Regions from separate parts of the Homo sapiens genome. Here regions 2 and 3 are each linked to region 1. A link is an interaction called in ENCODE POLR2A ChIA-PET data of the cell type or tissue named here. Cell type or tissue: MCF 10A. All regions are shown on one strand. Each heading gives the region's core, and the rest is flanking DNA. Links, peaks and the distances in the headings are about the cores only.

Region 1 (9,864 bases), core at 2,538-7,537:
TGGGAAATGATCCCTGGACCCTCTAACACTCCGAAAACGGTATTGCCAGCCGAACTCTGCTGCGTGTGTGCAAAGAGATCACGTTACATGTCTAACATAGTGTTAGATACTAATAAGCTAATAGCTCAGGTAACTCTCACAACACTGATATTGTTGTCTCCATTTTGCAAATGATGAAACATGTTGAGAGGGGTTTAGTAACTTGCAAAAGGTCACACAGCTTCCAGGTTTGTGCCACTTAATTCCAAGGATTTTGTCTCAGCCAACAGGATTACTGGGCTCCCATCATCTCTCTCGGACCTGGGGCTATCTGCTTCCCCCCTATTTATAAAATAGCCTCACATAAACAGCAAGGGCTTTGTCAGAAGAGTGACCTTTCAGATGGGGGAGGCCTGAACAAAGGCCTACTCTCCCCTCCCTCCAAGTCTGTTCCCAGAACGTCCTTACTGACACACGCTCGGGGAAGGCACATCTAACAAAGCGTCGAAAGTGGATGAAGAACGCCCCTGCCAGGGGAGAATTTGTTCTGTGTCAAAGCCTTTGTTTTGCTCTTGCAAAAGTCTGAGTGAGAGTCATTGAGTTTTCCATGTTTGGAAAAAATCCTTTTTTCCTTCCTTCTTCATTTGGTCTTTCTAAAAAAGCAGTTAGGGTTTCCCTAGTGATCATTATTTCCTTCACTGGGGAAAAGCCTGGTGCTTCTCCTAGGCTGCAGAGTGGAGGCGGTGGCCAACTTTGTTCATTGTATTCCCCCTGGCAGGGCCCAGCTGGGTTGGCGGCAGCTGGGTACAAGCCCAGGCAGGTAGGGGCCCCTGGCTCAATAGCTCCCTCCTGTAGCCCTGGTTAGAAACCTGGCTGGGGCCAAAAGCGAAACCTGCCCCTGCCAAAAAGGAGCTGGGAGGGAAGGAGGGGAAGGGCTTTCAAAACCAAGACACCAAGGATCGGAAAAATTAAGCCCAAGGACTTGGCAGGACAGGTAGCTCCAGCTAAAAATAAAAGTCTGGATGTAAGACTAACTGCCTTTCCCCCTTTAACAAACAAGAAAATCCCCCTAAATGCCAAATGCAAAAGCACTTTCAGAAAAGACCCGAGTAAGGCTTTATTTCATCCCCCGTCTCCACCCGCCGTGTGATGTTCCCGCAGGCTGGATGGCACCGAACATCCTCCACAGCGCTGCTCACCAGGCACGAGGTTCTTCTCCCCCGCCCTTTATGGAACCCATGAGCGTAGGGTAGGGATTACTGAGCGCTGTCGGGTTGGTGAAGTCCCTCCTTCAGAAGCAACTGCTGGGCCTGGGGCAGGAGAACGAGGATGATGGGTCCTTACCAGCCCCTGCAGACCGGGACCCCCTGCAGGGGCTACACGAACCAGCTCAGTGAACTAGCTAGCTAAACTAGCTCCAGGTGAGCGCTCTGTCCCCTCCACACCCAATCAGGCTGCGAGGGCTGCCGGGTCCCTGGTTTGCAGTGCGTAGACCTGGTCGGGCTGAAGGCTGGAGCTCCCAACCTGGCTGACTCTTTTTGAGGGACGCCACCATGGTCAATCGACCCCTAGCAGCACATTCTGGCCAAAACCAGGAAAACCCTGAGTGACTGCCCAGCTGTCTCCTGATTAGCTGCCTTCTTCCTGTTGCAACTAGAGGCCTAGTTTCTAGGCCAAGGGCAGCACCCAGACTGGCACCCAGGGGCCCTCCATCATGGCCACTCTTCCTCTTCCACCATAAGCCCTAAACCCTGCCAAAGGAGGTTGCCCAAGGCCCAGACGGCAAGGACAGGGCTCCAGGAGCAGCCCAGGGCCTCACCAAGGCTCCCTGACCACCCATAAGAGGGAGCAGGGTCCCTCCGGGATACAGAGCCACCCCCAGATACGGCCCCACACTCACTCTCTGGCGTGCCCACTCCAATCCGTCAGGGCAAGCCATCCCATACCTGCCCCACCTCCAGGTCTGCTGTGCAGGTGCTCTGCCCAGAAAGCTCTCCCTCCTCCCTTCTGTGTATCCACATCCTACCTCTCCTTCCAGCAGATCCCCTGGAATCTGCAAGCTGGCCCTACCTTGTCCCTGAAGTCTCTCAGGCCACTCTAGCCCCACGCCACTCCTGGAATCCTCCCTGAAGCTGGAGGGAGATGCAGGATGTGGATACGCAGAAGGGAGGAGGGAGAGCTTCCCAGCAGGGCACCTGCACAGCAGACCTGCAGGTGGGGCAGGGAAGGGAAAGGAAGCTGGGGTGCTTCGTGATTCTTGTGTGCCATACCATGTCTCCCAGTGGCAGGAAGGCTCCTGGGGAACTGGGGATCTGTCCTAACCTTCTCTATGTCCCCCAGGCTGCACAGCCGGCAGGAATCCAATACTCCCGGCATCTGGCTGATAAGAGGACCCTGCGGACCCAGCACATGCTAAGGGCCCAGGCCTGGAAGATAAAGCACACCTACACCAAGGCTCACACTGCTTTATGTTCACCTGCTCACACCTGGATTTTTCTAGAGACTTCTCCAAGTAACAAGAGGGGGCATATTTGTGGGAATTTCCTGTTTGGTCTGCTTGGGTTTCTCTCCAGGACCCCACGGCTGGCAGCCTGGCTGGCCCCAGGCCCCAGGGGTCTTTTTCACTCAAGGGTTTGGAGGGCAACCTTTCACTCAGGTTAGTCACTGTTTGCTCACTCTCCCATCCCTCAATCTGTGATGCCCTTGCTGGCAGGCAGGGGACATCTCTTCGTGGGCATCCCCAGTATCCTGCAGGAGCCAGGGACACTGGAGACACCAGCAAAGAATGCTCTTCCTTAGCGACTCTTTCAGGTCTGCACTCCTTCCCTCATCCACACTCTATAGGAGCTGGCATCAAAGGGGCCTGCAATCTTGCTAAACCAGAGTCTTTTTTTGGTTACTCAAGAATCGAGGTGTCCTTCACCCAAAATGGAAATGTTCCTAACCCTCCCTATTGGGCAGGGCCCAGCAAATGCTCCATCTCTGGTGAGAAGGTCATTAACTTGGCTCTTCCCTCCTCCTCTCTCCTGGATTCCATCCTCTTAAGAACTAAAAATAATGAAGGGCTAGAGGAGAGAGGCGAGAGAGGAAGAAGGCACAGGAAATGCTGTGCTGAACAGAGGCCTCGCAGAGCTCACACCAGGGGCCTCGCAGAGCTCACACCAGGGGCCTCTCCAGGCCTCAAAGGCTGCTGGGCCCGGAGGCTAGGAGGGGACCAACAATAGGAGGAAACAGGGAGTGGCCAAAGGGGCTGGGGAAGAGCACGAGGCGGATGGGCAGCCTTTCGAGGCTGACTTCCTAATGGATAAAGCCCAGAGGACAGAAGGGCTCAGCCTTTCCTCTGGGAAAGGGCGCCTGGGCTCTGCCCAGCTGGTTAAGGGCCACCCCTGCAACACGCAGCAGATCCTCTCCCGCCCTGCGCTCATCCACTCCTCCCCAGAGATTTTATTTTTACTTTGGTAAATGCAAAACAACAAGGCCAAGTTACAGAGGGTGGAAATTTACCAAAGGCCTTCACTGATCGGCAGACAATTGGCACTGAAGTTCTGGAACCTCCGAGCACCCGCAGAGTCCATCTTGGGCCGCTCTCTCAGAGGCGCCAGCCAGGGGACTCAGCCCCATCTCCACCCCCAACACACCTTCTTGGGAACAGCTTCCTGGTCTGGGGAGCTAGAGTTGCTTAATCCTTCCTTTATAGCCCACAGAGAGGTAAGGCAGGGCAGGAGCGCAGCCCATAGCATGCGAGCTGTTCTAGTGCCAGTTCAAGAAATAGCTCGTGTGCTTACCAGAGCCAGACACAGGGCTGAGTATTTGCTATGTGTGTGTGATAAGAGTCTCTCAACCCATCACAGAGGTGCTGTCACTGTCCCACTTCACAGATGGGAACACTGAGGCACAGAGTCATGAGACAACTTGCCCAAGGTTCTGTACATGTGTAGTCAGGCAGGCTGGCTGCGGATCCAAGCTCTTCATCACTCTGCTGGGCTGCCTCATTTCCTGTCATGTGGAACAGGTAACATTATAGCCAGATAAACTGAGATTTAGATCCTGCCACTCCTGGCTGGTGGCACTAGGCAAGTTACCAAACCTCTCTGAGCTTCAGTTTCCTCATCTATAAAATGGAAATACCATGTATCCTAAAGTATTGTTTTCAGGGTTAAATTAAATTCTCTGTGTGCAGTGCCTGGTACATACACAAGAGCACTCAACAGAGGCAGATACATTTTGCATACCTCTCACGTATACTGTCTGGTCTGACCCCCTCAAGGTCAAGAGCCTATGGATCGGATGAACTGTATGGGAGACAGCTCTGTATGAGCCCAGCAGATGTTAGCAGTAGGGTCTGACCACCTCCTCTTCTATCCCTAATCCCAGCCTTGAATCCCACCTTTCCACAAGGAAAGGGCAGAAGGTGTAGGCCACAGCCAGGAGGAAGTGGATCCCCAATGAAAAGTCCTATTCCTTGACAGAAACAGAGTCTTTCTGGAACTCCAAAATGCCCAGGAGCTACTTTCTAGTCGGGTGTGAGAGGGAGTGCACGGACGATGAGGCAGCCTGGCAGGAGAGCCACTAGAGGCTCTCGTGTTTCCTGAAAATCCCCCCACCCAAACCTCCCCCAGGGACCTGGGATCTGAAATAAGTAACTCTGCCTGTTCCCCGGGAGACTGAGCTGAGCAACAGGGACACAGGCAGCTCTGCCAGGTGGCCACAAGTGGAAACAGACTTCTTCATCCCATGCTGGAGGATGACATTTACAAAGCCAGGAATCTAAAACGAAGTTTTCTGCAGAAAGTTCAAGAATCTAAAATGCCATCTTCTCTCCCCAAAGCTCTCCCAGGCACAGCCCTGCTAAAGGAAACACACTTACTTCTGTGTGAACAGCTCTTTAGTAACCCCTGGTTCTTTTTCAGAGATTCCTGAGATTGAAAAAACTTCAGGTTATACATTTTAAAACCTTAGGATACTACTGGATATAGTAGAAGGGACAAGATTTCCTCAACCTCCAATTGCTAAAAGTTTACCTCTCTAGGCCAAGAACATTAATGGACAAAACACTGCCTTTTAATTAGTTTCTGGGAATGCAAAAAAGACCTTGTAAGAGATTTGGTTAAGGGGGTCATCCTGGTCTAAATCCAAAGCCAGAGTTTTGGGAACTCCCACTTAAGGAATTTCCAACAAGGAAACTTTTGAGGGAGGACTTGAATACCACATGACGGCTTATAAGCAGTTATCAAGCTACACTGGTGCAATTCATATTTCTGACAGATTATGCTGATGTGCCTGTGGCTAAATGGCACTCAGCAAGTGAGAATGCAGACTCGCAGAGAGAACCAGAAACCCCAAGCTGCTTTCCAAAGAAGCATCTGCAGCCCTGCCCCAGCAGTGGCCAATGCGCAGCTCTGAATTCTGCTATGAGTCACCCAGCTTCCCTCTCCTGACCAGAGCTGTTCAGGGTAGAGACCCTGTGTCTCGGTTCAGCAGTCATGCATCTGTTCACGTGCAGACCTCTGGAAGCACAGGAAACGGGTTGCCAAAAAGGGACACCAGAGAACCCCCAAGTATGAGCAAGACTCATCAGCTCTCAGGGCTCAGCTGTCCCCCGGGTCATCTTGACGGTATGTGTGACGATATGTGTGATTTTCATAAACAGATTGACTCATCGCCCTTCCCCGTGCATCTCTGTCAACCAGGCCCTGCTAGTGGCAGTGGGTGCTTACTTAGCACTTTCCCCACGTGACAGGAGCCTCCCAGGGCCCCAGAAAGGCAGGCACCAGTCTCGCCTCCTATTACCAGAGCAGCAAACAGAGGCAAAGGTGCGCTCCTAGGTTTGTGTCCCAATCGGGGCAGACCTTGGGGTCTTGCCCAAACTCCTACCCTGGAAGCCTGCACGCCCTACTGCAGCCAGGTTCTCCCGCCCACCGGGAGCAGGGACACCCTGAAACTGTTTCCTTCACTTCTTGCTTTAGGCTACAATGATTCAACATTTCTTTCTTTTCTTTTTTTTTTATGAGACAGGGTCTTGTTCTGTCACCCAGGCTGGAGTGGAGTCAGTGGCGCAATCACGGCTCACCTACAGCCTTAACTTTCTGGGCTCAAGCAACCCAGCAATCCTCCTGCCTCAGCCTCCCTAGTAGCTGGGACTATATGCATATACCACCATGCCTGAATAATTTTTGTATTTTTTGGTAGAGATGGGGTTTTGCCGTGTTGCCCAGGCTGGTCTTGAAGTCCTGGACTTCAGGTGACCAAAGAAGTGATCCACCCCCCACGGCCTCTCAAAGTGCTGGGATTACAGGCGTGAGCCACCACGTCCAGGTTAACATGTCTTTTATATTGAGGTATTTTGCAGCAGCTTTTGGGATCATTACAGACAGCATGGGTTTTCACAAAGTGAGGTGAGGATCTCCTATGAGACAGGCAAAGAAGGGCTGCACCCCAGGTCCTTCCTGTCTTCTCCCTCAGATTTACAGAGAAGCAAAACCAAGAAACAGAGCATCGACATCCGTAGAGGCTGGTCCAGTTTTCTATCTAAGAGATCTTAAAGCTTGGCCCCCACAAAAGTCACTCTCTTGCCTGCACAGCTTACAGAAGGCTCCTGGTTCTCTTAGACTTGTTTCATCTCCTTCCTACTGAGTTAGAGGAAATGAAACATTATTGAGGGAATGCAAGCAGGTTATCTGAAAAATGTATTCTGGAATGATAGAGGCTGAAGAACGGGCTTAAATGACTTCTGGGAGTCCTTCCAGTCAGTGAGCCTGAACACAGGCATGAGAGAGGCACTTGGAGGAATGGTCTGCTTTGTGCAGTCAGGATTTAGGTCTCACTAAGCTTGGGGCCTCTAGGCTCAGGAGGCAGGAGCTGAACGAGAGCCCCTGACCATCTCCAAAGAGAGCAAACCTCCTTTGCAATGTCCATCTGCTGTGTGCCGGGCAGTACACGTATCGTGGTGGGACGAGGGGAGAGCCTTGGGGACTCTGTCCCAGGGAGAAGGACTCCAGACTCTCACAATGACCACGGCCTCTTGCAGGCTCAGCCCCTCCAAGGTCTCTGGGGAGAGCTCACATTTAGGAACTGTTAACATCATTTCTAGGGAACAGAACCAGCTGGCTGACTTATTCCCCTTAACTTTCAATGCTATTATTAGGGCACATCTGTCTCGGAGTGAAGTCACCAAGGAAAAACCCAGCTGAAGAAAATATTTTCAGGCAGTCGTCATTTGAATCTTCGGAAAAGGAAGCGAGCCGATAAACTGCCAAAGAGCCCCGGGATTCAAGGTGGCCAAAGAGGCGCATGGAAAGTATTTGCCTTGGGAATGTGGGCAGCTGAGCTATTTACACAGTGTGTGGCCAGCACGACGCAAATGGACCAGAAGCTCCTAGAACTGTTTCCTCTTCCCTTTCCTTTCCCCCTTTCCCTTAACAGGATAGCCAGCCAGCAGAGGCTCCCTGTAAACCTGAGTCAGGAGGAAAGGCCGTGGGTGAGTGACTAGCAGCCAGGTGATATAGGGCAGAGGCCAGCAGACTCACCTTGTTTGGCTACATTTTTTTTCTAAATTAGTTGCTAACATTTAAAAATCAGATTCCACACAAAAATCCGAATTCCCAACTTCTCTTTGAAATCCTGGGCCTGTAATCCCGGACAGCGGCCCCTGCCTGGGGCTGAGCAGCAGCCACTTAAGATGGGACCTTCTCTTCCCCTGTCACTGGGTCCCGCTGACACAGGTCACCTGCCCGGCCCCTGGTGGCATTTGAGTTTGAGCCGCTGGATTTAGAGACAAAGGGGAAAGTGCTGAGGAAAGCCAAAGACCTCCACTGTAGTCTACTCACTGGCCATGTCAACGCGGGCAAGTCACCTACTTTGCTGAGCTGCTGTTTCTCCCTCTGCAAACAGAAATGAAAATGCACAGCAAGGCCTCATCCCCAAAACTGTAGGGAGGACTAGGTAGGAAAACACGGGACATGCTTGAAAACCTGAACACACACCATGCAAGTAAGATGTGGCCCTTCGGGTCTGAAAGATGAAATAGAACACCAAGACAAAACGGGCCTCTCTGATGAGATGAGTAGCGGAGGAAACGACAGATCACACAAAAGCTACCTCGGTGGTCACCGGCGGGGGCTGAGATGGAAGCCAGGATTTCTAAACCACCCAGCCCCACCAACCTGGCCCTGCCTGCGGTACCACCTCCCCACCCAGAGAAGTGGAACATCACTGTGGTCGTGGCTGAGCAGTACCTGACTCTGACCAACCTCTGCCTCTAATTAGTTACAACACAATTTAGAACCCGGGATGGTTGGCGTTTGGGACTTGCAGCCACGGCCCAGCCCAGGTGAGGCGAGGAGACACTCACGGAAGCACCTGTGGTGGGGCCAGGAGGAAGCCTAGCATCCTGGCAATGAAACTCAACACTCAAAATGCTAGGAGTAAATCACAGGGCACTGTGGCCTCTGGGGATTTCACAGTGTAGCGGCCAACTGCATTTTGAGGGGTGACCCAAAAGCTCCTGGCCATCTGCGGTCTTCCCCACCAGCCTGCCTAAAAATGAAAGAAATGACAGACATGACCGCAGAGGGCTACCAATGGGCTTCTCAGAAGATAAAGAGAGGTTTAAATGATAAAGGCATCAGTCCTATATCTGCCCCAAAGCCCTCCTTAAGGCCACATGTGGAGAGCGAGCAGCTGTGATACCAGAAGGGAGCACATGGCACGGTGGGATCTGGTGCCTGTCGTGGCAGCAATGACTCAGGCCACCCAATCAGGGCAAGACTCAGCAAGGTCTGCCAGCTCCCATCAAGCCAGAGGCGCTCAGAGGGAGAAGCTGTAAGTGCTTGCTGCTCTCAGGAGCAAGAGGTCATCTTGCTTCTTACCAGCTCCTTACCAAGGCATCATATGTGACGGACATGGCTCCCTGGTGTCCAGGGGCTCCAGGGGCTCTGGGAAGATAGAGCATGTGCAGCGTCATGCCCCAGCACACTGACCCCACAGATCTAATGGGACCATGCTGAACATATGAGGATCACAAATTCCATGGGAGACCCTAAGATCTACCCTCAGGGACAGCTAAGGCGATTCTGGAACAGGGCTGCCAAAACAGCCAGTCAATCACTAAAGTTCCTAATTTACCACCCTGACAACTCTCCCTACGGCTAGCACCCCTTGCTCTTCCTATCTCTCCAGGATCACAACAGCCTGTCCTGCCTTGGGTGTGCCTTCCTGCAACCCACTCTCCACTCATCAGCCTTGCAGATCTTTCTAAAACATCAATCTGATCATGCCAATTTCATCATGTCCCTCCCCTGCTTTAAACCTTCTGTGGCTTCCCTAAAGCCTGCAGGACAAAGACCACAGACCACACATGGACTCTCAAGGGCTCTCGCCTCTCCCCACCAATGCGTCCCTTCACTCCCTGGGCTGTTGCAAAACTGATCTGGTTGTGTTTGCCAACACACACCACACTGCTTCATGCTCCTGAACCTTTTGTGCTGGCCCCTCTGGCTGGAAGACCCTTCCCCTAACCTACCGAGAGAACTCTTCTTCATTCTTTACCATGCGCAATTATCACCTCCTCTTTGCACTTTTTGCCCAATGCACTCAAAAAGGCTAATCGCTTCTCCCCTATACCTCACACACGCATCTGCTTCTCTGCTGAGAGGACATTCACGTGATCTGGTGATGACATGAGTGTTACCCCCACTAGAGTGAGCATTCCTTGAGGACTGGAAATGGCCAGTTCATTGCTGAACCCCTAGGCCCTACCTGGCACACTGCTTTCCCAGAGTTGGGAATCGATAAATATAGGCTAACATAAACATGTGGGAACCCCGCCAAGACCCAAGAGTCTGGTTGAGAAAGCGGAAGAGTGCTCAGAATGCCTAGCCCTTACTG
Region 2 (9,864 bases), core at 3,249-8,248, 120 kb after region 1:
CAGAAGGAATCCCTCTGGCAGATAAACCGTAGAGTTGCACAGCAAGAGGGACCTTACAAATGATCTAAGACTGTGCTTTTGTTTTCAGGATGAGGAAACAGAAGCCTGTAAAGGTGAAAGGAATTGTCCAAGGTCCCGTGGTTAGTACAGAAACTAGAAACTGGAAGTAGAACCCAGATCGCTTTCTGAGTCCCCTGAGACTTTGCATATGCTGAATGATTATAAATGATTATAAATAAGTCTTTGTTTGTTTGTTTTTTGAGACGGAGTCTCCTGCAGCAGCACTCTGTAACCTATCTCGGCTCACTGCAACCTCCACCTCCCAGGCTCAAGCGATTCTCCTGCCTCAGCTTCCCGAGTAGCTGGGATTACAGGCATGTGCCACCATGCCCAGCTAATTTTTGTATTTTTAGTAGAGACAGGGTTTCACCATGTTGGCCAGGCTACCCTCGAACTCCTGGCCTCAAGTGATCTGCCACCTTCAGCCTCCCACAGTGCTGGGATTACAGCCATGAGCCACTGCACCCGGCCATAAATAAATCTTAAATCTGATTGAAGGACCCAACTTCAATACTTGGAGGTGATGTCATTAACCTTAGCAGGTGGGCTCCACATTTTATCTTTAGCTTCCTATAAATATGCTCTAGAGAAGCTTTGGTTTGGGGGTAATCAGAGGTGGAAGCCTCAGGACAGACCCAGCTTCTGTTGCCTGGAACCCTCCATGCTCAGGATGGGCCCTGGTGCCCGGGACCTGGATGCAGACCCATTGCAGAGGTCTGCTGCATTTCCTCCAGAGTAGGACAGCAAAATGAGTTGATTTCATGTTCTGTTCATCAAAACAAGTGGCCTTCTGAGCCCATCAGCTTCTCAAGGATTCTCTCCCTGTAGTGGTTGTCACGGCCACTGTGCATTTTCTGAATCTCACCACTTCCAGCCACCAGTCTGCTAGGGTGGCCTTTTCCAACCCTATGACAATGTTTAGCACTATTATTGGAGAATTTCTAACTGACTTGATGCTGTTGCCATCTGTTTTTCTGCAATTTGGGGCTAGACCTAATCAGAATATCAGAATATCTGCTAAGCTGGGCTGCTGATTTTCTGGGATACAGACCCCAGAATACCGCCTATGCCCTCAATCTTCACAGAGGCAGGTCCACCAAGATGTGGTCACAGAGGCAGGTCCACCAAGATGTGGATGGGTCCTAGTGCAAGGGCATGAATGGAACTCCACATACCATGTGTCTAAATGTGAAGAGGTAATACATCAAGCCAATAAACTGTTAAGTAGCCAGGTGCAGTGGCTCACACCTATAATCCCAGCACTTCAGGAGGCCAAGGCGGGTGGATGACTTGAGGTCAGGAGTTCGAGACCAGCCTGGCCAACATGATGAAACCCCATCTCTACTAAAAATACAAAATTAGCCGGGCGTGGTGGCAGGCGCCTTTAATCCCAGCTACTTGGAAGGCTGAGGCTGGAGAATCGCTTGAACTCAAGAGGAGAAGGTTGCAATGAGCTGAGATCACACCACTGCACTCCAACCTGGGCGACAGAGCGAGACTCCATCTCAAAACAACAACAACAATGACAACAAAAAGTTAAATAAAATATGTTTTATCCTCTACCTTGATACAGTTATCTTTGTAACAACAAAAATTTTAAATATGTATAGAGCTCTGACTTTTATATGACTGCATGTCAATAAACTATTAAAGACATCTGAATTTTATTATTTTATTTATTTATTTTTATTATTATTTTTTTGAGACACAGTCTCGCTGTGTCGCCCAGGCTGGAGTGCAATAGCATGATCTCAGCTCACTGCAACCTCCGCCTCCCAGGCTCAAGCGATTCTCCTCCCTCAGTCTCCCATGCCCAGATAATTTTTGTATTTTTAGGGGTTTCACTATGTTGGCCAGGCTGGTTTCGAACCCCTGGGCTCAAGCAATCCACTGAGCTTGGCCTCCCAAAGTGCTGGGATTATAGGCGTGAGCCTCATGCCCGGCCTCGATTTTATGATTATAGGACATGTCTGGTCTGCTGATGGGCTGGCAAGATCTAGCTGAGTAACAAAATAAAGACGTACATAATTCATATGTTATCACAGCTTTTGTTCCATAAAACTAATTTACTTGCCTCGATTTTAGCAACATTATTAATTATATTATTGTAATAAAGTATTCACTTAATTTTCTTTTCCTTTACAGCAATGATATAAACAATTAAATAATGAAAGCGTAATCTGTCATGAGATTAGAGTTTTTTTTAAAAAGGCAAATATAGCCGGACGCGGTGGCTCACGCCTCTAATCCCAGCACTTTGGGAGGCTGAGGCGGGTGAATCATCTGAGGTCACGGACCAACACGGAGAAACCCCATCTCTACTAAAAATACAAAATTAGCTGGGTGTGGTGGCATATACCTGTAATCCCACCTACTCAGGAGGCTGAGGCAGGAGAATGACTTGAACCCAGGAGGCGGAGGTTGCAGTGAGCTGAGATCTCACCATTGTACTCTAGCCTGGGCAACAAGAGCAAAACTCTGTCTCAAAAAAAAAAAAAAAAAAAAGCAAATATATTCAAAGTACACAAAATTTTAATATATTTTCACAAAAATATAAAGAAATGTAAAAAATTAAATGTTTTTGAATTTCTTCTAAAATATTTAAGTTTTTCTATTAAAAGTAAAAGCCAAATTATGTTATAACTAGTGAATATGAACATTTTAGACCAAAATTATTCAAAAAAAGATGAAATTTTTCATTTGTTTATTGAAAATGTAATTAAATCTTATTATATCTTTTTATTAAAAAAAGCTATTTGGGCCGGGAACACTGGCTCACACCTGTAATCCCAGCACTTTTGGATGCCAAGGCGGGCAGATCACGAGGTCAGGAGATCAAGACCATCCTGGCTAACATGGTGAAACCCTGTCTCTGCTAAAAATACAAAACAAAATTAGCTGGGAGTGGTGGCGGGCACCTGTAGTCCTAGCTACTTGGGAGCCTGAGGTGGGAGAATGGCATGAACCTGGGAGGCAGAGCTTGCAGTGAGCTGAGATGGCACCACTGTACTCCAGCCTGGGTGACAGAGCGAGACTTTGTCTCAAAAAAAAAAAAAGCTATTTACAATTTTAGTGTTCCAATCCCAACTAATTAATGTAACATAAAAAGTTGATATCATTTCACACAAGTTGCATCTAGATCCACACACTGGTTATCCTCAGTATTCACAGATTCCATATTTATGAATTATCTTCCTTAATAAAATTTCTTTGCCACCTCGTAATCAACACTCAGTGCTTTGGAGGTCATTTGCTGGCATGTGCAGAGCAGTGAAAAAGGTGTCACCCTACCGAACATTCCTAAGCTGAGGTCAAACAACGTGACACTCTGCCTTCCTGCTTCAGCTCTCCTACGTAAAGTGTCCTTTCCTCAGTCTATTTAGTGTCATGATTTTTTAATTTTTGTATTTTTTCACTGACTCACTGTTTGAAATGGCTCCCAAATGTGGTGCTGAAGTGCTATCTAGTGTCATTAAGTGCAAGGGGCTTTCATGTGCTTTACTGAGAGAATACAGGCTATTAGATACGCTTCGTTCAGGCATGAGTTACAGTACTATTGGCTGTGAACTCACTGTTAATGAATCGACTATATATATGTTTTATTTATTTGTTTTAAGTTTTATTTTATTTATTTTTTAAAGATAAGGTCTTCCTCTGTCCCCCAGGCTGGGGTGCAGTGACAAGACATGGCTTGCTGCAGCCTTGACCTCCTAGGCTCAAGCGATCCTCCTGCCTTAGCCTCCAGAGAAGCTGGGACTGCAGGTGCACACTACCAAGCCTGGCTAATTTTAGATTATTTTTTTTTTAAGAGACAGGGTATCCATATGTTGCCCAGCCTGCTCTCAAACTCCTAGCCTCGAGCATTCCTCTCACCTCAGCCTCCTAAAGTGTTGGGATTACAAGTGTGAGCCACTTGTGCCTGACCTATTTCATTTTTAATTGACACATAATTGTACATATTTATGAGGCACAATGTGATGTTTTAATACATATACACATTGTGTAATCACCATATCAGGCTAAATAGCAAACCCAGCCCTTCAAACATTTATCATTTATTTGTGGTGAGAATATTGAAATTCCTCTCTTCTACTTGTTTTAAAATATACAATATACTAATATATATTTACTAATATAAATATACTAGTATATATTTATTATATATAAATGTATATATAATATATACATATATATACTAATATATATATACACATAACACATAAAGTGAGGTTATGTATTGATTAGTTGATGAAATGTGACCAGATGCTCACAGGAACCTAGCCGTGTATTTCCCTTAGGAACAATGGTTCATTATTTGCTAATTCAGTGTTCTTGGTGGCTTTTTTTTAGAACATAACTACCTCTAATAATGAGAATTGATGGTATGTACAAATTGAAGAGTGATGTTTAATACTGAAGAACAATCCAAGGCTGCCAGAGGCCCTCCCTGGTGCAGCAGTGGCAAGTACTGCACCAGGGAGGGCCTCTGGAGCCACATATGGGAATCCAAGGAGAAGTAAGAAAATGGATGTTTGACAGTACTGGGGAATGGTGCTTCATTGTACAAGAATCCATTGCATTCACACTGAGAATAAGAACTTGTTAACTGATTTGTCTTTCATCTAACTTCTTCCACTACTCAGATCTCCCTGCACCCCAAAAACAGTGTCCATCCCAGTTTGGGCAGTGATACAACCAACAAACCATGGCTTTCAGATATAGTCATTTTTTTGTTTTGAAAATATAGAGCAAGAGATATGGAGAAGCATTTCTCTGGGGCCTGAATAGTGTTAGTCAATAGAGCAGATGTTTTAGGGCTACGAGTTGGGCTATGCCAGCATTGAGCACCAAATACCAGTGACCAAGCCTTCTTTGTGTTATTTGACATGTGCATTTTGGTGTGCATATGTTTAATATATAGAACCCTCCAAAGCACAGGCCCAGGGTGGAATAGAGCACTGTCTAAGAGTTATGCTCCACGGCAGCCTACAGCTCAGCAATCTTGAGCTCCGCCTGGGAGGCCTCCAAACCAAATCCTCTAGTAATATGGTTCTTCCTCTGCTCTTATCATAATCTAACTCCATCATCACTGAAGTTCCAGTAGGATTTTGAAACATTGTGTGTGCTTTTCCAGAATAGTGTGTTTGTATTAAATTGTTATTGCAGGCTAGGTGCGGTGGCTCACGCCTGTAAAACCAGCACTTTGGGAGGCAGAGGCTGGCAGATCACTTGAGTCCAGGAATTTGAGACCAGCCTGAGCAACATGGCCAAACCCCACCTCTACAAAAAAATACGAAAATTAGCTGGGTAGGGTAGTGCATGCCTGTAGTCCCCGCTACTCAGGAGGCTGAGCAGGGAGGATCACTTGAAGCCAGGAGGCAGAGGTTGCAGTGAACTGAGATTGCACCACTGCACTTCAGCCTGGGCAACAGAATGAGACCCTGTCTCAAAAAGAAGAAAAAAAGTGTTATTGCAGTCCCCTTTTCATAAGAGAAAGTTTGCTTATTGTTTTGGAGGAAGGACGACAGATAGTTCTATTTGGTCACCCAATCATTATATTTAAAAACCCACAGTATTTTAAAAATTATTATCATAAAATGTACTTTGTTTGGCATGCAATCCTTTGCATGGCCTCTTTGCTCCAGATTCTAAATCAGGATTGTTAGGCAATCCCAAATTTTTTTCCAGGAGTTGTTACTCTGCCAGTCTATAACATTTCCCTCATTCTTCCAACTTCTTTTCCCTTGTTTTTTTCTTCCTTTAGGGGTTAGTGTCCAAGACTGCCATTGCCAGCTACGTGACCTTGGGAAAGTCCCTCAGTGCCTCCATTTCCCTGTTGACAGACAGGGCATGACTGTGCCGAGCACATGGAATTGTTGTGACAGCAAATGAAATCATCTCTGCGATGTGTGGGAGGCTGAGCTGAGTGCTGGGCAAGTGCTCACCGCACATTCCTGGTCATTGTTGTTGTTATCGTGGCAGGAGGATTTCATTGAGTTTGGAGCCCTTCCCAGGGTAACAAAGCAAGGAGTCATTTAAGATTAATGTTGCTCTTTTATGATCTAGATAGGCCCTTGGGCAGAGCAAGAAGAAACCAAAGCTGCTTCTCACCAGCCATGTGGGCTCACTGGCTAGGAGAGCTGATTGGGCTCCTTTTTAAACTTGGAAAATAATTCCTCTTTAAATATGGTTTTGGACAATAAAAATGAAACATATGTACCTGTAAAAAATGAACATGCGTCTTACTCCAAAAGCTTCTCTAGATTTCATGGATGGGAACACTAACAAGGAAATCCCAATCCTGCTCTCCCCGAAGCTGGGCAGCTTCCCTTGCTCCCTTGCTGGAACTGAGCGAAGCCTCGTGGTGCAGCTACAAAGATGGGGTACTGGGGACCCAGTGACTGCTCAGATCTGGGCACTGATCTGATGTGTGTTGGGGGCAGGGTGGGAAGCCAGGTAGATTCCATTAAGGGGTGGGGCCGTGAGGATGAAGATCTAGTGGGTGAAACGGGATGAAGGGGCCTGTAGGGAAAGGAGCAGGAATCGGGGACAGGAGTGAGGGCAGGGATTGATTGGAAAGGTATCTAGGAACTCATGTAATTGACAAGGAGCTGGGGAACCGGGCTCCAACAGAACCCAATTAGACATGGGCTAGACAAGACCCCCTCTCAGGAGCCACCTGCATAGGCCACTGCTGTAATCATCACGACTGCACATTCATTCCTGCTCCCCTGTCCCCGGATGTGCTCACCTCTGTCCTACTGGACGCTGTGGCCCTGGACACATCCACCGCACCACTAGACTGCAGGTCCCACTGCAGCTGCTGCTAATTGCCTCTAACTGGCTCTGCGTCCTAGTTTCCCTCCTTTCAGGTTCGAAGTCCTGAGTGACACACTTCCTCTACCCGCAGAAAGGGAGGAGTGTCTTCCCTCCCACCTGTCCTGTCTAGGAGGGGTTCTTGGCAGCTGGGTAACCAAGAATGACATGTGTTCACTCTCAGGCCCTTAAGAGCAGTACAAATGGACCGACTCAATTAGATGAGCACAGCTCAATGAAAAATCGCCGTCAGAAGGTCGAAGGGAATCAATAAATCTTGGTAGGGGACAGGGGCTAGAGACCTGGATGGCACATGTTGGCTGAGTCCATCTGCCTGCCCGATTTTATCAAATATTTACGGAGCTCCTACTCCCTATCAGGCGCTGAGTTCATCTCAAGGAATGTATCACAGCTTCTGTGCTCAAAAAGCTTGCATTTGGAGGGGGAGAGAAATTAACAGTAACTTTCGGCCGGGCACAGAGGCTCACACCTATAATCTCAGCACTCTGGGAGGCCAAGGTGGGAGAACCACTTGAGACCAGGAATTCGAGACCAGCCAAGCCAACATGGTGCCGATTTTTATAAAAAAAATAAAAATAAAAATTAGCTGGGTGTGGTGGTAGCACACTTATAGTCCCAGCTACTCAGGAGTCTGAGTTGGGAGGATCACTTGAACCAAGGAGGTCAAGGTTGCAGTGAGCCAAGATCATGCTACTGCACTACAGCCTGGGTGACAGAGCAAGACTCTGTCTCAAGAAATAAAATGAAAAACGAAAAACAGCCACTTTTCAAACTGTGAGATGCATGCAACGAGAGAGGCAAGCGCGGGGAGAAGGGGCTCCTGTCACCCGCCTCATGGATGGGGGTGAGGGGCAGAGTTCTAAGCCAAGCCTGCAATGGCCCTGGGGCAGGAGAGAAGGATGTTGAGGCAAAAGGATCTGCCTGTTCTGGATTCACAGGTAAGTGATCTCCTGTACTAACTCCTGTCTATGGGAGGTAGCTGCTTCTAACATTCTGATGAGAAGAAATTTTAGACTAAATCCCATTGCAATGGAAAATGGTGCTGTACTGAACTAATGGCATCTGTTATAGACAAGGGAGTGGGGACTGGCAGGACATACTGCATGGGCTCATCATGCCAGCCCTAGAGGTGAGGAGGGTCACCAGAGGAGACATAGTTACTCAGATAGGAGGTGCTCACAGCAACAACCACATCTGAGAGCTGTATTTATCAGCCCTATCTGACCTAAAGTCCCGTCTCTCTAAAAAATAGTTTGTATCTCCTGAAATGGAATTAGTGCATAATATAACCTACAGGCATCCATATTTTCCACAAAGAAAAAGAAAAAAGAAACACTATGAGGGTCTAACTAGGTCATAGAGGTCACAGAGGAAGAAGGAAAGGAACATATTTGTAACAAAATGATGAAAATGATGTGTATTTTAATATGTAAATGTCTGAGTACAGCTACTCCAGAAGACAACATAAGGGGTGAGATGTTCACATCCATACTCAGAATCCCCATAAGCATGACTGTGACAAGTGCAGGCCAGTACAGGGAGGTGGGTCCCAAGTAGCCTTGGCCATAGTTCATGTGATTTTCTCATGGAATGGGAATGACTCTTGGTAAACTTTGGAATAAAGTAAAGCCCATCTTCCCTGGAAAACATTGTCTATATTTGTGAAAAAAAGCACGCTGGGTCTATACGTAAAACAGAGCCAGGGGCTAGCCTCAGTTAATTATAGCAATCAAATGGATCAGCTGCCTTTCTGGAGGTGATGACCCACGCACAAAAACATGCCCCTTGCAAAAGATCTCCTGCATCCCTTTCCAGAAGAGAGGAAGAGGAAACAGAAGAAGTGCCTGGTGCGGAGCCCCAGTTCCCACTTCATGATGTGAAACGCCCAGAATGCTATAAAATCACATTTGTTAGCCATGCACAAACAGTAGTTTTGTGTGATGGCTTCTCCACCGTCCTCTGCCAGCCCACAGGAGGAGAAGCAAGACTTCCAGAAGCCTGATCCCTCAGGAGGAAGCAGCACTGGATGCACTCTGCCTCAAGATGAGTGGGAAAACATCCCCATAAACACATCTCCCATTAAAACAAAACAAAACCTGCTGCCTTGAGTCTTTCAGGCATAACTTTGTATTAGTTTCCTGTGGTTGCTATAACAAATTACAACAAGTTTAGTGGCTTAAACCCACACAGATTTATTCCCAGACAGTTCTAGAGGTCAGAAGTCCAAATCCAGTTTCTGTGCTAAAGTCAAGGTGTTGCCACGGCTGGTCCCTCACAGAGGCTCTGAGGAGAGAGGCCTATTTCTTACCTTATTCAACTTCTAGTGGCCGCCTGCGTTTCTTGGCTTGGGGCCCCTTCCTCCATCTTCAAAGTACATCACTCCAATCTCTGTTTCTCTCACCATATCACTTTCTCCTCTGACTCTGATTTCTCCTGTGTCCCTTCTTTGAGGAGTGCTGTGATTACATCAGGCCCAAACAGATAATCCAGGACAATGACTGCTCTCAAGATCCCTAGTCACATCTGTGCAAAGTCCCCATTGCCACGGAAAGGTACCATTCACAGATTCTGGGTGAGAACGTGGACGTCTCTGGGAGCCATGATTCTGCCTACCAGACTTTGATTCCAGTTCCTGATGCAGTGTGCACACCAACATTGATGTTGGGTAAGACATACACAAGTCTGGCAGGACTGTGGACAGTTCTCTGCCACACATTGTAGAACGTCTAACATTCCTGACTGTAGACTAAATGGCAGTAACATTCCCAGTCACCATGACAAACAAAAGAACCCCTTACATTTCCAAAATGCCCCAAGGGGCAGTACTGTCTACCTACCCCCAACCCCAAATTGAGAACAATGTTTCCAGAGGAATCATGCAGGCTTCAGGCATGGCTTGATCAGGACTTCAGACCTATTTTATGATTTTCTGGGCTTGGCCTTCCTCTGTGTGTCAGTGTCATCCTC
Region 3 (9,864 bases), core at 2,969-7,968, 150 kb after region 1:
CTCAAGCATGATCAGTTCCAGTAAACAGGGAACAACTGTAGGGACATTTCATGGAATCTAAGCAAAGGAAGATCTGCATAGCTCAGCTTCAAAAGGACAGAAATCCATCCAGACCACACTGTCTCATCTCTTTCTCTTTCTCCACCGGCTCCCTCAAGTTCTTGCGATCACTTCTTGGAACCTCTGCCTCTCCCTGCTCATCTGCCCTTTTCTGTCTCCAGCCAGCTTGCTTTACCCATACTTTCTATTCCTTCTTAACTGATCCTCTGCTTTGGCAATACCATCTTTTGGTCCCTCAGTTTCCACATTCAGAATCCCATTCAGAATGAACCAAGAGAGAAATCTAATCAGCCTTTTTCACATCAACAGTCGATGGCCTCAGGTAAGATGCTCTGCCTCGTTCGACCCCCTGGATTCATTTAGGAGGGGTTCAGGGCAGATCTCCTTAGCAGGGCAGTGGGCGTGGCAGCAGTGATTGGCAGCTCTGAAGAGGTCTCTGCAGCCTGAGTATTTGAGTGAGCTGGGAACTGAGGAAGGCAATACACCAAGTATTCAGAATTTCCACCGTGGACATTGTTATGAGGCGACCTGAGACTTCCCTTGTGCTTTAAGGCAGGTTCCCGGTGTTGGCATTATGCCTGGCACGGGGTGCAGGTATATGGCCACCAGGAGCAGTGGTGGTGTGTTAGAGTGCAGAGGATGCTTGCACTCGCCCTGGAACATCTCCGCCAGCTCCTGCCGTGGCCTCCACTGGTCCATCAGCAGCTCCATCTGCAGTCATTCATGTTTGGCAAGTGGTGCTGCTGCCCCTGGGATGCAACCCAGGCCCAGCTCAGGGTGCAGGGAGGCTCCCAAGTGCTGTTTGACTTGGACACAGTAGTCTCTGCAAGGGAGTCACGGGAAGGAGCGTGAAATGATTCCAGATTCCTGATTTTCTATGGTATGACAGGAGTGTTTCTCTGAGCCTCCTGATTCTCCTGGCCACATTCCCTGGTTGGTTTTACTTCCTCGGGTCATTTTTGAAGGGCCCTTGGCCAAAGCAGCTCAGAGGGGTCATGAGGCTGAACAAAGGCTCTCCAGGAGGTGGGGGCTGAGTTTTCTCCTGCTTACACAAATGGAAAAATGGGGAGGTCATTTGATTCCCATAAAATACCCCTCCAAGCAGACTGCTGATTTCCAGCTAACCACTAAAGACTGGAGAATGCATTCCAAGCCAGCTTTAGCAGTCACCACAGAAATTGCCTGGTAACTGGTGGCAGCAGCTTGGCGGTGTGATGTTGTGCTGAACAGCACACATTTGAATAGCTTACTGAGTAGCTGAAAAGGGCAATGACCTTGACCCACTTTGTGATTTCAGGTGCTTTTAAGAAGAACCCCATGCCAAGTGGAGGACGGTGTGAGAAATGCAGAATGTGATGGGGTAACTTGGGTGGGTATCAGCTTCCCATCAGCTGACCAGTTCCCCATCATCCCTCTCTGGGCAGCACAGGGTCACTGGGCTCCATCTCCAGCTCAGGGAAAGTTCAGTGCAGCTGTGCCGGCTGTTGTTGGAAATTTCATAATGTAAAGTGGAAATTGGGCACAGGCCTCCAGGTGGTGGGTTCTTACCCCACTTGCCTTCTGGGCATCTGATGTGGTTTGGGTCTGTGTCCCTACCCATATCTCATGTCAAATGGTAATCCCCGATGTTGGAGGTGGGGCCTGGTGGGAGGTGATTTGATCATTGGGGTGGATTTCCCCTTCGGTGCTGTTCTCATGATAGGTGAATTCTCGTGAGATCTGGTCATTTAAAAGTATGTGGCACCTACCCCACCTCTCTCTTCTCCTCCTTCTCCAGCTGTGATGTGCCTGCTCCCATTTGCCTTCCACCATGACTGGAAGCTCCCTGAGGCCTCCTCCAAAGCAGAAGCTGCCATGCTTCCTGTACAGCCTGCAGAACCGTGAGCCAATTCAACCTCTTTTCTTTATACATTACTCAGTCTCAAGTATTTCTTTATAGCAGTGTGCAAATGGACTAAAACAGCATCTCAGAGATCCCAGCCAATCCCAGGAGCTCCAGTGCCCCATCTCTCCAGGTGTCCCAGGCTGTAGGGACCAGCCTGAAGCCTTCCCTGACCCAGGCCTAGGCCCTACAAGAGGCCTGTGACAAGAGACCTCCTTAGCCTCTTCAGCTTCCATTGGAATCAACTTAGCTGCCAGGAGGCTGGAACTTTCCCCCACTCTGTTAGTTACTTGAAGGAAAGCCACCAACATAGACAATGGCTGCACAACACTGGAATGGAGAAGGTTTACCATAATTTATACAACAACCATTCCCCTACTTTTTGTTTTTTGACTTTTCACTATGAATATCCTCATGATAAATATCATGGGCTCATGGTAGCTTTCCCTTAAGATAGACTCCCCAAAGTGAAAAAAAATTGGTCAAAGAATATAAGAATCTTTATGACTCTTGCCAAATTCCTTCTCAAGTATTTGCACCACTGTAAAATGTCACCATCAACATGTGAGAGCACCAGTTTCACCCTGACTCTGCTAGTGTTATTATTTGTTGATTATTTTTCCAACTTAGTAGTTAAAAATATACAGTCTGCCCTCTGTTTCCAGGGGTTGCACATCCATAGATTCAACCAGCCAGAGACTGAAAATATTTGGGAAAAGAACCATAAAAAATAACAATATGTCCATAAAAATAATACAAAATTTAAAAACAATCTAGCATAACAACTATTTAAATAGCATTTATATTGTATTAGGTATTATAAGTTATCTGGGTGACTTAAAGTATATGGGAAGATGTGCAAATACAGTGTCACTTTATGTAAAAGACTTGAGCATCCTCGAATTTTGGTTTCTCTGAGGGGTCCTGGAACCAATCCGCCACGGCTACCATGGGATGAATGTACTCCCTCATCAATGTTTCAAGTTGCATTTCTTGGATTACTAGTGAGACTGAACATTTTCCCATGTCTGTTTATTGACTATATTTTCCCTTTCCTAAAGTATCAGTTTCCATCCTTTGCCCACACATCTGTGGGGAGTTCACTGGGTTTTGTAGATATATCTGAGGTTACTGCTTTGTGATATTTGCTCAGCATGTATTATCACTCCACTTGGATATCTAATGGGCCATTTAAATTTAAGATGTCAAAATGTAACCCCAGGTTTTCCTCCCTAAACCTGCTGTCCTTTCTCTGGTCTTCCCTGTCTTAATAAATGGCACTATAATCCACCTTTGCCCAAAACCCAGGAGCCCTTCATGATCCCTCCTTTTCCATACTCCATATATCCCATCTCCCAGCCAGTCTCCCCCATCCACCCTTCTCTGATCACCCAATTCATGCCAGGTCACCATTCATCACATAGCCTCCTTTCTTCTTTGCAGTACCTGCTAGGATCAGAAACTCTCTTTCCTTCCTTCTTTCCTTCCTTCCTTCTTCTCTCCCTCCCTCCCTCCCTTCCTTTCTTTTTTTTTTTTTTTTTGAAATGGGGTCTCACTCTGTCACCCAGGCTGGAGTGCAGTGGTAGGATCACAGCTCACTGCAACCTCCACCTGCCAGGCTCAAGCAATCCTCCCACCTCAGCCTCCCCAGTAACTACAAGCGCACACAACCACGCCCAGCTAATTTTTGTATTTTTTGTAGAGACAGGGTTTCTCTATGTTGCCCAGGCTGGTCTCCAACTCCTGGGCTCAAGTGATCCACCTGCCTTGGTCTCCCAAAGTGCTGGGGTTACAGGTGTGAGCCACTGCACCTGGCCATTCATTTATTTCTTGATGGTCTGGAGTGGCCATCCCTTAGGGGCAGCTTGATAAATACATATAGAATTAACTTTGCCCTTTTAATCTATTTGAATTTGTGTAAGGAGACAGTAGGGCATAGAGGGCCAGAGCACCGCTTGGGAGGCAGACAGTTCCAGTATAAAGCAGGGCTCTACCACTTACTGTGGGATTTGAGCAGGTTACTTAACATCTCTGTGCCTAAGTTTATTCAGCTTTAAAAAGGAGAATAATAATACCATCTTCATAAAGTTGGAAGATACATTAGATAATGTGGGCAAAGTACTTAAAAATAGAGACCATTTATAATAAAGTATTCAATAAATGTCAAACTAGCTCAGTGTTTCTTTGTGATTTTTACTCTGTGGTTTCTGGGTTTAGGAGTCATTCCCTTCTTTTCATTAAACCCTTAATTAACGTTAAGTTATATTTTATTTTGGTTTTATGGTATACTTTTTAAAAATGTTTACCCTTTAGTTTGGAACTTATTTTGGAGTATTAAATAAAGTGAACTTCTAAGTGAGATTGGCACAATTTGTTGAATAATTTTTCCCACTTGTTACGTTTTATCACAAATTTAATTTTTATATATTAATATAAAAGTGTTTTTTCTGTCTTTGAAATCTGTCTCCCTGACCCCTTTTGGGTTGGGACTACACTGTTAGGCTGAACAGGTCAATAATATCTATACTGTTATGCTGAGCGATCCTTGTAAATAAATCCTAACAAGGCTTGACTAGATCTCGACTTTGAGCATCGGGCCTAGCCTTGCCCTAGTTGTGGAAGAGTCTCACATTCTCTGCCCACAGGTGCAGAAGTGTGACATCTGTGTGACACGTGCATTTGTTCTAGTTCCAGTCTCTCACAAGACTACTGACTCTTTCTGCCCTTGGGTTCTTGAGACATTAGCACATCCTGATATAAATGTCCCCTTTTTATTGGAGCCAATTTAAACAGGTTTCTGTATCTTGTGACTAGAAGAGTCCAAAGGTAACCTTCACCTTTATAATGATCGAAGGAATCTTCCCAGCCAATGAGGCTGCATTCTGACATGCCACAGAGATTAAAATACTGTCCCTAACACATTGTCAGAAAGTGTCTGCCAACACATGAGAATTGCTTGAGCCTAGGAGGAGGAGGTTGCAGTGAGCTCAGATTGCACCACTGCACTCCAGCCTGGGTGACAGAGCAAAACTCTGTCTCAAAAAAAAAAAAAAAAAAAATCTGCCAATATCTGCCAACAGGGTCAGCAAAACCCAAGAAAGCCTTCAAGACCCCTGCACTGCAGGACAGACACACCCATCCTGCCACTGCCTTGATGGCGGTGACTGCTCCAACACTGCTTACAGATTCAGACAAATCCGAGAGACAGCTGTCCCTGATATGTTCAAGACTCTGCCAGCTCAACAGGCTGTGGGAAAACCAAAGAAATAATGTATGTGAAAGCACCTGAAATCAACATGAGAATTTATTATTAATATTGCCTCATTTCTTTCCAAAAAGGATGTGGGGGTGGCATACACAGTAGATATTAGTAATAAAATTTAAAAATAGTTTTAAAAATATGTCTCAAGATCTGTATTTTATAGTTATCATTAAGAATATCAATATCATTTATCAGCCTACAAAAGCACTACAAGTAGGGATTTCTTTGTAACTGCCCTGACCCTGGATTATGCCCTACTCCTTATTTTGTCTAAAACATTAGCTGGGCATGGTGGCATGGGCCTATAGTCCCAGCTACGCAGGAGGCTGAGTCAGGAGAGTCACTTGAGTCCAGGAGCTTAAGGCTACAGTGAGCTATGATCCAGCCACTACACCCCAGCCTGGGCGACAGATCCTGTCTCTATAAAAGAAAAAAAAAATCCTTGAGAGTAGCTTGGCTTTGCAGAATGCAGCTGTTTCTTGCTTTTGAGGGTGTTTGTTTGCCATTTGACCCTCTTTTTTTAAACCTTATGTTTATAAGGGAAAGCCTCTTACAGTAAGTGTGTTTAGGGTTCTAGTTACAATTAATCTGTGGTCCTAGAGAAGGCAAGAGGGCCGAGGGAAGGGAGAAGAAGGGCTGGCAAGACAGTGAGAGCAGAGAGCTTGTGACTTCACTCCCCCAGGCAGAGGGAAGAGTGACTAAGCCGGACGCTCCATCCAGGCAGGAAAACCGTCCAAGCTTGCTCATTTCCCATCAGCCTCGCACCTGCTGGGATCTCCTGGCTGGCATGGACTCTGTACAGTCACCTGGTGTCCCCAGCACAGGACACCCTGGGGCCTTTTTCCTACTCAGTCAGATGCCAGAGGGTGTGGCCGTCATCCAGTTACAGACGGAGCTAATAACAAAGTCACTCTGCCTTTCATGTGTGCAGCACTTCAAGCATTTCTAAATGCTTGCACGCCACTAAGAGATCTTGCATAAGCACAGGGTCAAGTCCTTTTGATTTATTCAATAAGACACAAACCAACTTAGAAAGTGAAAACTCTGACTTTTTGGCATGCACTTGGTGCTGCTCCACATTTACTGCTGGCCTGTCCCTGTCCCTCCTTGTCTTTGTCACTTAGCTGTGGCCCTTCTTGCAGGAAGACTTCTGGAATTGTCATATTCCCACCTCTTTCTCCTTCCTCTGCTTTCTGCAGGTGACACTAAGGAAACTCATCTCAATGCATGCACAGGGAACAATGAAGATGTAGAGGATGTGCTATGACCATTGCAAACATAGAAAAATTAAGCTGGGGGCGGGGCACAGTGGCTCACGCCTGTAATCCCAGCACTTTGGGAGGACAAGGCGAGCAGATCACTTGAAGTCAGGAGTTCAAGACCAGCCTGGCCAACATGGTGAAACCCTGTCTCTACTAAAAATACAAAAATTAGCCAGGCATGGTGGCACACACCTGTAGTCCCAGCTACTCAGTAATCTGACTCTGGAGAATCACCTGAACCCGGGAGACAGGGGTTGCAATGAGCCAAGATTGCGCCACTGCACTCCAGCCTGGGAGACAGAGTGAGACCCTGTCTTAAAAAAAAAAAAAAATAAGCTGGGGGTGCAGAAGCATCCTTCGGGCCCAGATCCAGAAAAGTTCCCCTGCCCCATCTTCCTTCCTCTGAGGAGCTCACCAACTACTGGATAATTCAGGTGAGACAGAGGTGAAGTGGTGTTGCTCTTGTTACCATATCCAATTCAAAACAGCCTCAGCTAGCAGCAGACTGCTTGTATTTATCAGGAAATGCTGGTCCCCTTGCTTTACCACCTGGTTATTCAAACATCTAGAGCAACAATTTCCATACACTCCATTAGGAATCCTCCTCAATTCAAATAAGCTGCTGCTAGAGATCCTTTTTCCGTGAGCTGGAGGTTTGGTTGAAGATTATCAAGTCTTCCAGGAAAGAAAGGGCAAGTGATGATGGGTTCATACGAATGTCCCAAACTTGCTCCCATTCTATAGTTAAATGCTAGGTGAAGGCTAAGTCTACAACAGGCTAAATAATTAATCTTCAAATTAAGGTTTCTATGGCTCTCTTTGGTCTGCAGAGTGCATGATGATCTAGGAACTGTCAAAGTGAATTGTTCATGCCTGGTGGACACCTCAGCACCAGTCTTGGATTCCCTAAATCTAATTAGCCTGTGGAATATCCAAATAACTCAAGCAGAAATTTATTGACTTAACAAACACTTTTGTGAGTAGCTTTTGCAGGCCACAGATTGTGCTAGCCTTTGATCATGGGAATTCCTGAATCATTTCTCATCTGGGTCTTCCTAAGAAGACGTGGCTCTAAGAAGCTCTTAACCTCTTAAATCATCCTAGGTCTCCCTAGAAACTCAAATTCTTCAGCTACGACTCCCCCCACCTGGGTAAGACTCTCCCTCGGAAAGCCACAAAGAGAAGGAGGAGGACCTGGAATCCCTTTTTCCCTTGAGCCAACTCCCCACACTGAGCTCCTGAGAGCCCCTGAAGAAGCCTCTCTTGGCTGTGACTGCATCCTGGGTTCTGCTTCCTTTGGGAGGATCTGGTTTAATGACCTGCCTCTGGGACTTCACAAAGGGGCAGTCACTGCTTCACAGTATTATGGAGGCCGCATGTTCTTTCCCTCTGCTGATGTTGTTTCAGGTGTTTCTAGGAGGGCATTACCTTCATTCAACATTCCCGATGGCTTCAGTTATCCACTGCTGTATAACAAACTACCCCAAAACTCAGTGGCTTAAAACAAAGATTTATTATTTCTCACAATTCTGGGGGTTGGCTGGGCTCAGCTGAGCAGTTCTTCGGCTCTGTACTGAGTTGCTCAAGGTCACTTGTGTGGCTGCATTTAGTTGGGAGCTTTAGTTGGAATTTAGATGGAACACACAAGATGGCTTCACTTACATGTCTGGCACCTCAGCTGGGGTGGCTTGAGGAGCAGGGAGCTGGTTGAGCGCTCCCTCTCCACAGAGTCTCTCATCATTTAGCAGTCTGGCTTGAGCTTACTTACACGGTGGCTGAATCCCAATAGGCCAAATAGACATTCTCAAGCTTTGTAAAGCGGGAGCCTGGAACTGGCAGAGCATCACTTCTTTTTTTTTTTTTTTTTTTTTTGAGATAGGGTCTCACTCTGTCACCCAGGCTGGAGTTCAGTGGTGCAATCTTGGCTTACCGCAACCTCCACCTCTTGGGTTCCAGCGATTCTCCCACCTCAGCCTCCCGAGTAGCTGGGACTACAGGTGCAGGCCATGATGCCCCGCTAATATTTGTGTTTTGGGGATTTTTTGTTTTGTAGAGACAGGGTTTTGCCATGAACTCCCAGGTTCAAGTGATTCACCTGCCTCAGCCTCTCAAAGTGTTGGGATTACAGGCAAGAGCCACCACGTCCGGCCTTTTTTCTCATTCTTTCAGTCAAATCAAGTAACAAAATCACTTCTGGTTCAAAGAAAGGGGAGACAGACTCCACCTCTTGATGGGAGGAGTGGCATGAGGGAGGAATTGTTGGCGCCATCTTTGAAAACAATTTATTACACTAATGAGAGAAAAGAATTCAGCAAAGGATCAATGTTGTGTGGCTCAGATGACATACAATTGCTATGTTTTTAATGTTAACATTTTCTCATGTGGATCCTTGCAGGGTGTCAAGCAGAAGCAAGCAGAACTCCATTTTATTGGCTACAGTATATTCTCCTTAAAACTAAAGCCCATCAAAATGAAACAATAATGACAGAAAGCAGATCAGCAGTTGCCTGGAGCTGAGGGTGGAGAGGATGGTTGACAGCAAAGAGACATGAGAGAACTTTTTGGGATGACAGAAACATTCTATATCTTGAATATGATGGTGGTCACATAGGCATATACATTTGTCAAAACTCACTGTTCACTTAAAACAGTGCTCAATGTTCTCATTTATTTGTGGGATCTAAAAATCAAAACAATTGAATTCATGAGCATAGAGTAGAAGATGGTGACCAGAGGCTGGGAAGGGTGGTGGGGTGGCAAGGTGAGGAGAGGTAGGGATAATAAATGGGTACCAAAAAAAATAGAAAGAATGAATTAAGGCCGGGCACGGTGGCTCATGCCTGTAATCTCAGCACTTTGGGAGGCAGAGGCGGGCGAATCACCTGAGGTCGGGAGTTCAAGACCAGCCTGACCAACGTGGAGAAACCCCGTCTCTACTAAAAATACAAAATTAGCTGAGCATGGTGGTGCATGCCTGTCATCCCAGCTACTCAGGAGGCTGAGGCAGGAGAATCGCTTGAACCTGGGAAACGGAGGTTGCGGTGAGCCGAGATCACGCCATTGCCCTCCAGCCTGGGCAACAAGAGCGAAACTCCATCTCAAAAAAAAAAAAAAAAAAGAATGAATGAATGAATTAAAACCTAGTATCTGATAGCACAACAGGGAGACTACAGTTAATAATAATTTAATTGTACATTTCAAAAAATAACTAAAAGAATATAATTGGATTGTTTGTAACACAGAGGATAAATGCTTGAGGGGATGGATACCCGGTTTTCCATGGTTTAATTATTATGCATTGCATGCCAGTACCAAAATAGCTCATGTATCCCATAAATATATACACCTACTATGTACCCACAAAAATTTTTAAAAATAAAGTAAAAAATAAAACAGTG

Evidence for each region. ChIA-PET counts read pairs that join two places held together with the same protein. Peaks named below come from ENCODE experiments on the same cell type or tissue, not always from the same donor. Only the 100,000 strongest peaks of a DNase experiment are listed, where the experiment ranks them.
Region 2: POLR2A ChIA-PET joins it to region 1 with 11 read pairs; 4 of 35 experiments call an interaction of 5 or more read pairs at or near these places.
Region 3: POLR2A ChIA-PET joins it to region 1 with 33 read pairs; 7 of 35 experiments call an interaction of 5 or more read pairs at or near these places.

What each region holds. Positions count from the first base shown.
Region 1 is chr1:226,657,538-226,667,401 of GRCh38, forward strand. The region is part of intron 2 of ITPKB (inositol-trisphosphate 3-kinase B); the gene reads right to left. The region is part of intron 1 of ITPKB-IT1 (ITPKB intronic transcript 1); the gene reads right to left. LOC124904529 (a long non-coding RNA gene) reads left to right here and starts at 5,225. Exons shown (of 2, transcript XR_007066908.1): 1 at 5,225-5,594; 2 at 7,124-9,864. RefSeq lists enhancers at 1,407-2,237, 5,241-5,766, 5,413-5,552, 5,863-5,952, 8,570-8,849. In MCF 10A, for the core only: no CTCF peak of the experiment used is centred there; DNase peaks (open chromatin) are centred at 5,384 and 5,624.
Region 2 is chr1:226,772,826-226,782,689 of GRCh38, forward strand. It overlaps the pseudogene RPS27P5. Among named protein-coding and RNA genes, the nearest start is that of ITPKB, 38 kb to the left of the region's middle. In MCF 10A, for the core only: no CTCF peak of the experiment used is centred there; a DNase peak (open chromatin) is centred at 6,026.
Region 3 is chr1:226,809,265-226,819,128 of GRCh38, forward strand. No RefSeq gene overlaps it. Among named protein-coding and RNA genes, the nearest start is that of PSEN2, 56 kb to the right of the region's middle. In MCF 10A, for the core only: no CTCF peak of the experiment used is centred there; a DNase peak (open chromatin) is centred at 5,997.